Linked DNA regions of Homo sapiens: region 2 is linked to region 1. Evidence: chromatin loops called from intact Hi-C (ENCODE). Cell type or tissue: spleen. All regions are shown on one strand. Links, peaks and the distances in the headings refer to the core of each region. The heading gives the core; the rest is flanking DNA.

What was found. Hi-C counts contacts between places; a loop is a spot of excess contacts. Peaks named below come from ENCODE experiments on the same cell type or tissue, not always from the same donor. Only the 100,000 strongest peaks of a DNase experiment are listed, where the experiment ranks them.
Region 2: it touches region 1 in a loop (7-fold over the local background); 74 of 110 quality-filtered maps call a loop at or near these places.

Annotation. Positions count from the first base shown.
Region 1 is chr5:171,204,689-171,210,074 of GRCh38, forward strand. RANBP17 (RAN binding protein 17) reads left to right here. Exons shown (of 28, transcript NM_022897.5): 20 at 836-924. Among named protein-coding and RNA genes, the nearest start is that of TLX3, 100 kb to the right of the region's middle. In spleen, for the core only: a CTCF peak has its summit at 2,752 (motif pointing right); no DNase peak of the experiment used is centred there.
Region 2 is chr5:171,340,232-171,345,617 of GRCh38, forward strand. It overlaps the pseudogene RPL19P10. Among named protein-coding and RNA genes, the nearest start is that of SNORA70J, 23 kb to the right of the region's middle. In spleen, for the core only: a CTCF peak has its summit at 2,342 (motif pointing left); no DNase peak of the experiment used is centred there; H3K27me3 peaks cover 3,430 bases.

The DNA.
Region 1 (5,386 bases), core at 287-5,286:
TAATTAAGAGTCCAGAGTACAAGTCAGATCTCTTCTATTCAAGAGTCAAGTTTTTGTTTTTTTTCTCTAAAACTAAATACTTATGGAACATTTACTGTGTATCAAGCTCTGCTAGGCATTTTCACATAAATTTATCACATTTATTTGGCACAGTGCCTCTGTGAGAAATGCATTATTAGCCCCTTTTATAGATGACAAAAGTAAGCCTGATAAATTGCCTTGCCTTAAGTTTTAAAGCTGGGATTCAAATTCGAGTCTTATGACATCAAATATAGAACTCTTTTCCTTACATCTTCCTCACTTGGGGAATGTGACTGCCATTCTGCGTATATCATAGTACATGTAGGTCACTTGGCCAGTTTTATTTTGTCCTGAAGTTATTAAGGATATTCATTAGGAATTTTTAAATGCCAGTGCCTTTCTAGGATAGACTCTAAATTATGTTGTGGGGCCGCTTGCATGCAAGCCGATGTTCAAGATTTGCTGTTATTAAATAATGTCTAGACCCTGTACATATCTGTTTTGTGTAATTATCAATCCTCATCTTTTTTTTCAGATTTGGCATTATTCAGAAACAAAGTATATTAAGACTCTAAATGCTTAGCTACACTACTGGAATTATGACTTAGCTAAATTTATAAGAAGTAAAGTGGAGTTGATCAGCAGATTTGATGGTCTGTTTAAAGAGTCTGTGCTTTTCTGTAGAAAGAGGTCTGAACGAGACATTTTAGCTAATGAATCAAAATCAGATATGTGGTCATTATTGCCTGATTATTACTCCATCTGCTCTGCGCTAACGTGAAAATCAATTACTGTGTCTCTTTCCCACTGACAGCGTATGTTGATCGGGCTGGCAAGAGATCTTCGAGGGATTGCCTTTGCACTGAACACAAAGACCAGCTACACCATGCTGTTTGACTGGATGTATCCTTATTACACTGTGACAATACCAGCTCTGTGCACAGAGGGATGCCAGGCCCCTCGCTTTCGTTTAATAGTATGGCACAGTAGGGAAGAGGAAACAAAGCTAAATGAACTAATGTGTAATCAGCTAAAAATTACAGCACAGTGGCAGCAGAGCAGATAACTGAGCACAGTATTTGGAGACCCAGCTCAGAGAAGTCACTTTTTTGGTGCCGTTAAATATTGATAACTTAAAAATGACTTCCCCCAAATGATTGTTTATGTTGGAGTTGAAGGGATAATCTGGCTAACATCTTTAGGGATCAATGAATCCTACCATTTGACATTTTTGAGGGGAGATTTGAATCTCCATCTCAATTAGCAAGGCTGGGAAGATCATTTTATCTCTTCAAGGCCTAACCCATCATGCCACAGTTTTTCATTATCATGAAGATAATGAATGGACATGGAAAGGGAAAAATAAATAAGTCAAGGTTTGTCATTTGGTGTAAAATTTGAATTGACCTTTGCCAAGGGTTAGTACAGACAGGAAAAAAAAAAAAAACCCCCCACAGAAATGCCTTATCATGTAAGAGTTAAAAGAGCATAGACTTTGGTGATAGACAGACCCGGCTTAAAATCCCAGCTCTTCATTTACTGTGTTGTGAACCTTGGCAAGTCATTTCACCTGTCTGAGTCTTGGTTTTCTCATTTGAAAACAGATACAATTCAGTATCATGGTATATTGTAACCATTAAAATAGGTAAAGTGTACTCTGTATAATGTCTGGCACATTTTTGGTAGTTGTAAATGGTCGTTAATATTGTTCTAATAGTGTTGTATGACTTATGTTTGATCCCAGCAGGAAGTGATATTGTATGCAAGTCATCTAAGTGTTATATAATGCTTTCATGTCTTTTATGCATGAAACCATCAGAGCATGTGAAAAAAATTATATAATCTGAAAGCTAATTTACTTTTTAATCTAAACTATTTCTCAGTTACTTTTTTTAAACCCTCCTTATCCAAAGTTTCCTGTAAATTAAATTGCAATAGAAACTTCTTAAAGGTAACTGTCAACTACTATGCCACAGTTATGGCCAAAAATATAACTAATAGGGGATCTAGGCATGTTTTAGGGAGAACTCTACATATTATAAAAATTTTTAAACATTAATTTGATACTGACATATCTTTAATTATTATTAAAATATACTTCATCAGATTTATGTACCCAGAGAAGGGTTACAGATAAAATTTTTATGTCATTGAGTAATCATGCACATGGTTTTTATCTACATATAATATGTACAGAGATTATGAAATTTCAACATGGAAAGTCTTAAAATTCTCTTAACAGTGACAGTTAAACTGGAATTATATATGACCCTTTTATTTCTGCCTTTTTTTTAATTTTTAAGATACGGGGTCTTGTATGTTGCTCAGGCTGGACTCAAACTCCTGGGCTCAAGCGATCCTCCCACCTCAGCCTCCTGACTAGCTGGGACTGTGGTGCTACAGGTGTGCTCCACTGCACCCAGCTTGACTCTTTTATTTCTCTAAACATAAAGAGCAACTCTCAAAATCAAAATTTTCATTATTTGAAAAATAATAAAAGTCTACTTTGGGCACTGTAATATCGATGGTGATCTTGAAACCAGTCTACAACTCTAGGCTATCTAGTGATTAACATTTCATGTTTTTCTCTTCAACAGTTTCAACCAAGAGTCAAGGTCAGAAACCTTCCCCTCAGTGTCAAAGAAGAACTATCTGCCGTAATTGATACTGCCCAAAATTTAGAGAAGATACTGTATTGTTTTCCATTTCCTTATTTAGCTCCTTTGGGGGTAGCGGGGGAACCTTTCTGAAATGAAACTTTTGTCCAGCAGATGGCAGAAAATAGCAAACGGAAAATCTTGGGACTTAATGTTTTCTTGTGAACTAGAAACCTTTGTCTCCTCCATTTGACCATAGATGTTGAAGTTATCAGGGTCAGGGGCGGAGAGAAGTGTCAGTTATGCCAGAAGCTGTGTTAGATTGCCAAATGGGGTGGTTTGGTACTGGCGTTGCTTATAATAATTGAGTTTCAGTAGCAAATCAGCTTCCTTGGGAAAAGGCCAAGGGCTTTTCATAATTGTATTGACAACAAAATGAATATGATAAATGGTGTTCATTCAGTTGAGACAAGATTTATAGTTTTCCTTTGGGCGAGGGATGAAGAGCAAATATTTATAATAATAGTAAAATTTGTTTAAAAGTTATATTATTTGATAATTCAAAAAGCTTTATTAAAATATTTTGAAATACTTTAAGCAGTTTCAGGTGATAAAGTACAGATTCTTTTCAAAGTATTCAAGTAATGCAAAAATGAATAAGTATGATAAAAAAATGCCATGGATATGAAAGTCATTTATTTTTCCTGAAATATTGATATGTCAAACCGTCAGTGATGATTTCCACATTACTGCTGGGGAAAGTTTATTTGCCTTTTATCCACATAAATGTGTGTTCTTTAATTTGTTATACAATCCTTAGCATGCAGAAGAAACATCCTGTAAGAGCACATGTCATCTTAAAGTCAAAATGCATTTTATTTATGGCGATTATTTGATAAAATGCTATTTTAGTGGTTAGCTATTTAATTCAAAAACATTTCTATAAACACTGACTGCATTAACTGCCACACAAACTACATTGCTTTTCACTCTGTCCTTCCAAAACTAAATTGCCTGAAACTACACAGCAACCATCTTGATAAATGGTTTCCAGGGCTGGAGAATTGAAGGAAGATCATTGACATACTTCTTTGCCCCTATGATGGGAATGCAACAATAAGAAAACACCTTAGCTTGCAGTGCATCTGATCTCCTTGTTTAAAATTTTCCTAGATCATACTTAAACTGAAGTATCAAAAATCCAGAGGGAAGTTGGGAAAAAAATTAAGAATTTGTATGACATTATTTCCTCATATGCAGTCTTTTAACTGTTAAAATCTGATCATTGAACTCACTGATTTTTAATCAGGAAGTCAGTGCTGTTATACAGTGGCAAGGCAAGATAACAAGATACATAGAGGAGCACAAACTTTGGAATAGGACAGTCCTAGATTCCAGTCCTGGATTCACCACTTAAACTGTGGGTCTTGAGTAAGCTACTTAATATCCCAGAATCACAATTTCGCTTTCCATAAAACAAGACTAATAAAACCTATCTCACAGGTATGTTGTAAGAAGTGTCATGATTCTGTGATTATGTAAAGGGCCCAGTACAGTGGCTGACATAAAGTAAATACTCTACAGCTGTTGTTAGTTCTGTTCCCTGATACATAATGAGACAAAGGAATCCCATTTGCTCACTTATTCAGCAAAGTGGGCTAAGGGCTGTGCTAGGTTCATGAGGAGTATAGATACTACCCCAAACAAAGTCAGTTTCTTATTTACATAAATTACTATAATCAAATATAGAAAGTGCTAAGAACCATAACAAAGATACAAACAGGACAGTGAGTGCATTTAGCTGGGGAATCAGGAAGGGCTCTCTGGAAAGGTGAAGGTGTTTCCTTGGGTCTTAACCAAATAAGTAGGATTGGACCATATGGAAATAGGAAGAAATACAGGTTTTCGGTTGGCCTAGGCATCAGGTTTAGGGAGTCAGTAGTGAAGATGTTTTGTTACATATACCACTCATTTCATGGTTGGAAATGTAGTTTGTTTGGGACTCTTGAATATCAGTCTAAGGAATTTAGACCCTTATTCCATAGGTAGTATAAAGAAACTAATGGTTTTGATTGACTAAGAAAATCAGAATTGTTTTCAAGAAGAAAGTAATTGGCAGTATCATTTTGGGCAAACTGAAATAGAGAAGAAAGTAAAGCTGAAAATTCACTGTTCAGCAAGCTATTTTTTTTTAGTTTTATTTCTGTGCCAGACAAAAGGAATGAAAGAATGAATAAAATGATTGCTCTTTAGAAGCCCACTCTCTAGTTGATCACACATGACTAATAAACAATAAAATGTCAGTGCGTTATAACAGAGATGCATGCAAAGGGCTATATGAGCATGTATGGGAAAAAGAGCAGTGCTTTTTGCAAGATATAGAAAGCTTCTCAAGAGAAGTGAAAGTTGAGCAAAGCCTTGAAAGATGGATAGGCATTTGCCAGACATAAGAGGAAAGGCTTCCAGCAGCAGTCCCCTTGTGAACAAAGGTCCAGATGTTTACATATTCATGGAGTACCTTTAAGCTCTGAACTGGCAAGCTATTTCTATTCTGGAACCACATCCCCAAACCCTTGTCTCCTAACACTTTTAATGAAAATTCTTTTGCCTTCTGGTATTAACAACTGATGAATAGATGGACGGACGGACAGACGGACGGATGGATGGATGGATAGATATTGTAAAGAAGCAAACTTGATACTTTTCACATTTTCATATTTGGTATCCTGTAAGGCAGTGTCACATCATTAATGCCTTTGATTTTTAAT
Region 2 (5,386 bases), core at 64-5,063, 140 kb after region 1:
AAAAGCCATTCTTAAAAGAACTTACTAAGTAATTTGACCTACATAATCATCTTGTTAAATTCATTTGACATCATGAGACAGTTAGTGAAATATGCATAGTACATTATATTAAAGAAAAAAGTACCCTTCAATTGGTATCTGATTGCACTTTTCAATTGCAGCTATTAGTTGTCTATAAAACTCCTAGACATGATTTGATTTGATTTTATTACTGTTATATCATTTTACTTTGTAACATATAGGGGTGGAGATTACAGGTCTTCGATTGCTTACTAGGAAATATTTAACGAAGGATGTTTTATTTATTAGCATAAAGAGACACAGTGGATTATTGGGTGATTAAAGTGACGATACGGCTGCTGTACTTGTCAAAAATATAGCCCTAATTCAATAGCAAGGCGACAGAGAGTCTATGAGCTGATCTATGCCTAAGCAAACTGACTCTGAAAGCAGGACATTGCCCTCTTAAAAGGATCTTTGTAAATTTCTATAATTGCACATTATCAAAAACAAACAGCAGCGATAACAAACCCACAGAGTGAGTTCTCAATTGGAAGTTTACTTTCTATCTGCCAAGAGCCCCTACTTTTTATCTTTTGCATTCCTAACATCTCAAATCAATAATAGAGAATGATACTTAATGTTACTAATCTTTGTGGCAAACACTTTTTTTTTTTTTTTTGAGACGGAGTTTCACTGTTGTTGCCCAGGCTGGAGTGCAATGGTGTGGTCTCAGCTCACTGCAACCTCCACCTCCCGGGTTCAAGCAATTCTCCTGCCTCAGCCTCCCGAGTAGCTGGGATTACAGGTGTTGGCCACCACGCCCGGCTAATTTTTGTATTTTTAGTAGAGACGGGGTTTCACCATGTTTGTTGGCCAGGCTGGTCTCGAGCTCCTGACCTCAGGTGATACGCCTGCCTTGGCCTCCCAGAGTGCTGGGATTACAGACATGAGCCACCGTGCCCAGCCGGAAACATAATATTTTTATTAGAAGTAAATTGAAAAGAAAATGAAATAAATGGAGCAAAGGAAGAAAGGAACTAGCATTTATTGAGTGCCTTCTGTGTACCAGGCACTGTTCTAAGTGTTTCATCAGTACTATCAGGCTATCTTTTCCTTTTTTTTTTTTTTTTTTTTTTTTAGACAGAGTATCACTCTGTCATTCAGGCTGGAGTACAGTGGCATGATCTCAGCAGCTCACCACAGCCTTGACCCTCTGGGCTCAAGTGATCCTCCCACCTCAGTCTCCCAAGTAGCTGGGACCACATGCATGAGCCACCACACCTGGCTAATTTTTTTTAACGTTTGTAGAGATGGGGTTCTCCTTGTGTTGCCCAGGCTGGTCTCAAACTCCAGGGCTCAAGCAATCCTCCTACCTCCCAGCTTCCCAAAGTGCTGGGATTACAAGCATGAGCCACCACGCCTGGTCATAAAAAAAAAATTATTTTTAAATCTTGAATTGGCACCTATTCACTATTTGTCCTTTGTTTTCCTTCGGTTCATGCCATTTAAGTCCTACAAGTAGCTTGTATCACCAGGACTACTTTGCTTCGCCTGATAGTGAGGAAAAACTTGCTATCACTTGTCAATTAACATGTTTACTGCAATCACAATGTCTATATTTCATCTATTCTTAACTCTTAAAAAGGATCAGAATTGGGCAGGGTGCGGTGGCTCATGCCTGTAATCCCAGCACTTTGGGAGGCCGAGGCGGGCGGATCACAAGGTCAGGAAATCGAGACCATCCTGGCTAACACGGTGAAACCCCGTCTCTACTGAAAATACAAAAATTAGCCGGGCGTGGTGGCGGGCGCCTGTAGTCCCAGCTACTCGGGAGGCTGAGGCAGGAGAATGGCATGAACCCGGGAGGCAGAGCTTGCAGTGAGCCGAGATCGCGCCACTGCACTCCAGCGTGGGCTACAGAGCGAGACTCTGTCTCAAAAAAAAAAAAAAAAAAAAAAAAAAATCAGAATTGTACTCTGTGTGTATGTGTATAATGTGGCATACAATATGTTTTCCCTAAAATATCAGCTCTGTGCTGACTCCTGTGAATTTAAAGAACTCTTATAAGATTATAAACTACAATCACATGGTCATGTAAATCATTAATTTGTTCTTTAATATGTGTTATTTGTCTTATTTGCATTTCAGGACACAGTGATATTTCAAGGTAAAATATTACAGATTCTGTTTTATTTCAGGTTATAAGCCAAGATATGGTGTAGACCCTTTCTCAATTATTTTACTATGTTTTAAGCTGAAATCCACCCAGCATATCACAAACCTTTCCTGCGCTTTAGGACTTTAGATTGACAGCGCCCTCTGCTGTAACTCTGAGTTTGTCACACTATTCTAAACCTCACTAAGAGTCAGCACGGAGACAGACACATCCCTGCTGAAACGGATCTCCAGGTCAGGATCAGCTCCTCAGCTTTTAGGGTTTGAACCCAAATACTGACAGTAACTCAAATCCGGGCAGGCTCTGGGGACCAGTGTTCACTGACTGACTGCCAGGATTTTTCTTTCCATCCCACCCTCTCCCCTGAGTTCCTGGGCGCCTGCATTCAGACCCTTAGACGATATATAATGGGCATTTTAAATTTAGCACTTCCCAACCCGACCTCTTGACTCCACCACTCTCAGCCCAAGTGTGACTTAACTCCTGGCCTTCCTGTACCCATTAATGGCTCGCCACTCACTCAGTGGCTCAGGCCCCAGCGCTGGGAGTTCTCTGACTTACCTCACCTGGCACATAGGAGGCCCTTTATAAATATCTACTGCATGGGCCAGGCGCGGTGGCTCACGCCTGCAATCCAGCACTTTGGGAGGCCGAGGCGGGCGGATCACCTGAGGTCAGGAGTTCGAGACATGGAGAAACCCCGTCTCTGCTAAAAATACAAAATTAGCCAGGCGTGGTGGCGCATGCCTGTAATCTCAGCTACTCGGGAGGCTGAGGCATGAGAATCACTTGAACCCAGAATGTGGAGGTTGCAGTGAGCCGCGATTGCACCCTGCACTCCAGCCTGGGCAACAGAGTGAGACTCTGTCTCGGGAAAAAAAAAAAGTTGGTCCTGCATTCGCTTAGGAGAAAATAGTTGGTTTAAGCAAAATCCTAAATTAATTCTAAATTTCTAGCCAGGCATAGTGGTTAACGTTTGTAATCCCAGCACTCTGGGAGGCCAAGTGGGAGGATAGCTTGAGCCTGGGAGTTTGAGGCTGCAATGAGCCATGATTGTACCACTGCACTCCAGCCTGGTTGACAGAGAGAGAGCCTGTCAAAATAATAAATAAATAAACAAATAAATAAATAAGGCTGGGAGCTCATGCCTGTAATCCCAGCACTTTGGGAGGCCGAGGCAGGGGGATCACTTGAGGTCAGGAGTTTGAGACCAGCCTGGTCAACATGGCGAAACCCCGTTTCTACCAAAAATACAAAAATTAGCCAGGCGTGGTGGCAGGTGCCGGTAATCCCAGCTACTTGGGAGGCTGAGGCAGGAGAATTGCTTGAACCCAGGAGGTGGAGGTTGCAGTGAGCTGGGATCACACCTCTGCACTCCAGCCTGAGTGACAGAGTGAGACTCTCTCTCAAAAAAACAAATAAATAAAAATTTAAAATGAAATAAATAAATTTCTAATTAATTCTAAATTTCTAAATTATATTGGCTAGTTCAATAGTTCAATTTAGGGCTGGGCACAGTGGCTCACAGTACTGTAATCTCAGTACTTTGGGAGGCTGAGGCAGGTGGATCGCTTGAGCCCAGGAGTTTGAGACCAGCCTGGACAACAAAGGGAAACCCTGTCTCTACAATAAATACAAAAATTAGCTGGGCATGGTGCACGCCTGTAGTCCCAGCTACATGAGAGACTGAGGTGGGAGAATTGCCTGAGCTTGGGAGGTTGAGGCTGCAGTGAGCCATAAGCCATGTCACTGCACTCCAGCATGGGTGTCAGAGTGAGACCCTGTCTCAAAAAAAAAAAAAAGAATTTAATTTAAACAGACACTCTTTGGACTGGGCATGGTGGGTCACGTCTGTAATCCCAGCACTTTGGGGGGCCGAGGAAGGTGGATCACTTGAGGTCAAGAGTTCCAGATCAGCCTGACCAACATGGTGAAACCCCGACTCTACTAAAAATACAAAATTAGCCGGGCTTGGTGGCGCATGCTTGTAATCCCAGCTACTTGGGAAGCTCAGGCAGGAGGATCGCTTGAACCCAGGAGGCAGAGGTTGTAGCAAGCTGAGATCACACCATTAGACTCCAGCCTGGGCAACAAGAATGAGACTCCATCTCAAAAAAAAAAAAATACATAAACAGATACTCTTTGATTTAAAATATACACCAATAATACACATTTTACATTTTGACATGTATAATTCAAAAAATTAACAGGCTAATCCCACTACTCAGAGATAACTTTTATTTATTGATTTATTTATTTTGAGACAGAGTTTTGTTCTTGTTGCCCAGGCTGGAGTGCAATGGTGTGGTCTCGCCACTGCAACCTCTGCCTCCTGGGTTCAAGCGATTCTCGTGCCTCAGCTTCCTGAGTAGCTGGGATTACAGGTGCCCGCTACCACGCCCAGCTATTTTTTTTTTTGCATTTTTAGTAGAGACAGGGTTTCACCATGTTGGCCAGGCTGGTCTCAAACTCCTGACCTCAGGTGATCCGCCCACCTCGGCCTCCCAAAGTGCTGGTATTACAGGCATAAGCCATCGCACCCATCCTTTTTTTTTTTTAAGACTTGTTTTATTTTAATGGCTGATCTATGTAATCACAAAGGCCAGTATGTACAGACAAAGGGGGAGCTTTTGTTTCTTCATCTCTTCGTCCTTCGACAAAGTGTTGATGATCCCCTCCTTCTTGGCCTGGAGGCACTCTTCACGTTGCTTTCGTGCTTCCTTGGTCTTAGGCCTGCAGGCCTCAGCCTGGTCAGCCAGGAGCTTCTTGCCGGCCTTGTCTGCCTTCAGCTTGTGGATATGTTCCATGAGAATCTGCTTGTCTTTGAACACACTCTCCTTCACCTTCAGGTACAGGCTATGATACATGTGGTGATTGATCTTCTTAGAGTCACGGTATCTTCTGAGCAGCGGGCGCAGAATCCTCATTCTGCTCACCACGTGACCTTCTCTGGCATTGGGGCATTGGCTGTACCCTTTCGCTTACCCGTGCCCATGTGCCTGCCCTTCCGGTGGGCCAAGGTGTTTTTCCGGCATTGAGCCTGGGAATGGACAGTCACAGGCTTACAGATAATCAGCCCATCTTTGATCAGCTTCCGGATCTGCTGTCGGGAGTTGGCACTGGCGATTTCATTGGCCTCATTGGGGTCCAACCAGACCTTCTTCTTGCCATAGCGGAGGACACTAGCGGCAGGCCTCTTCTGAAGCC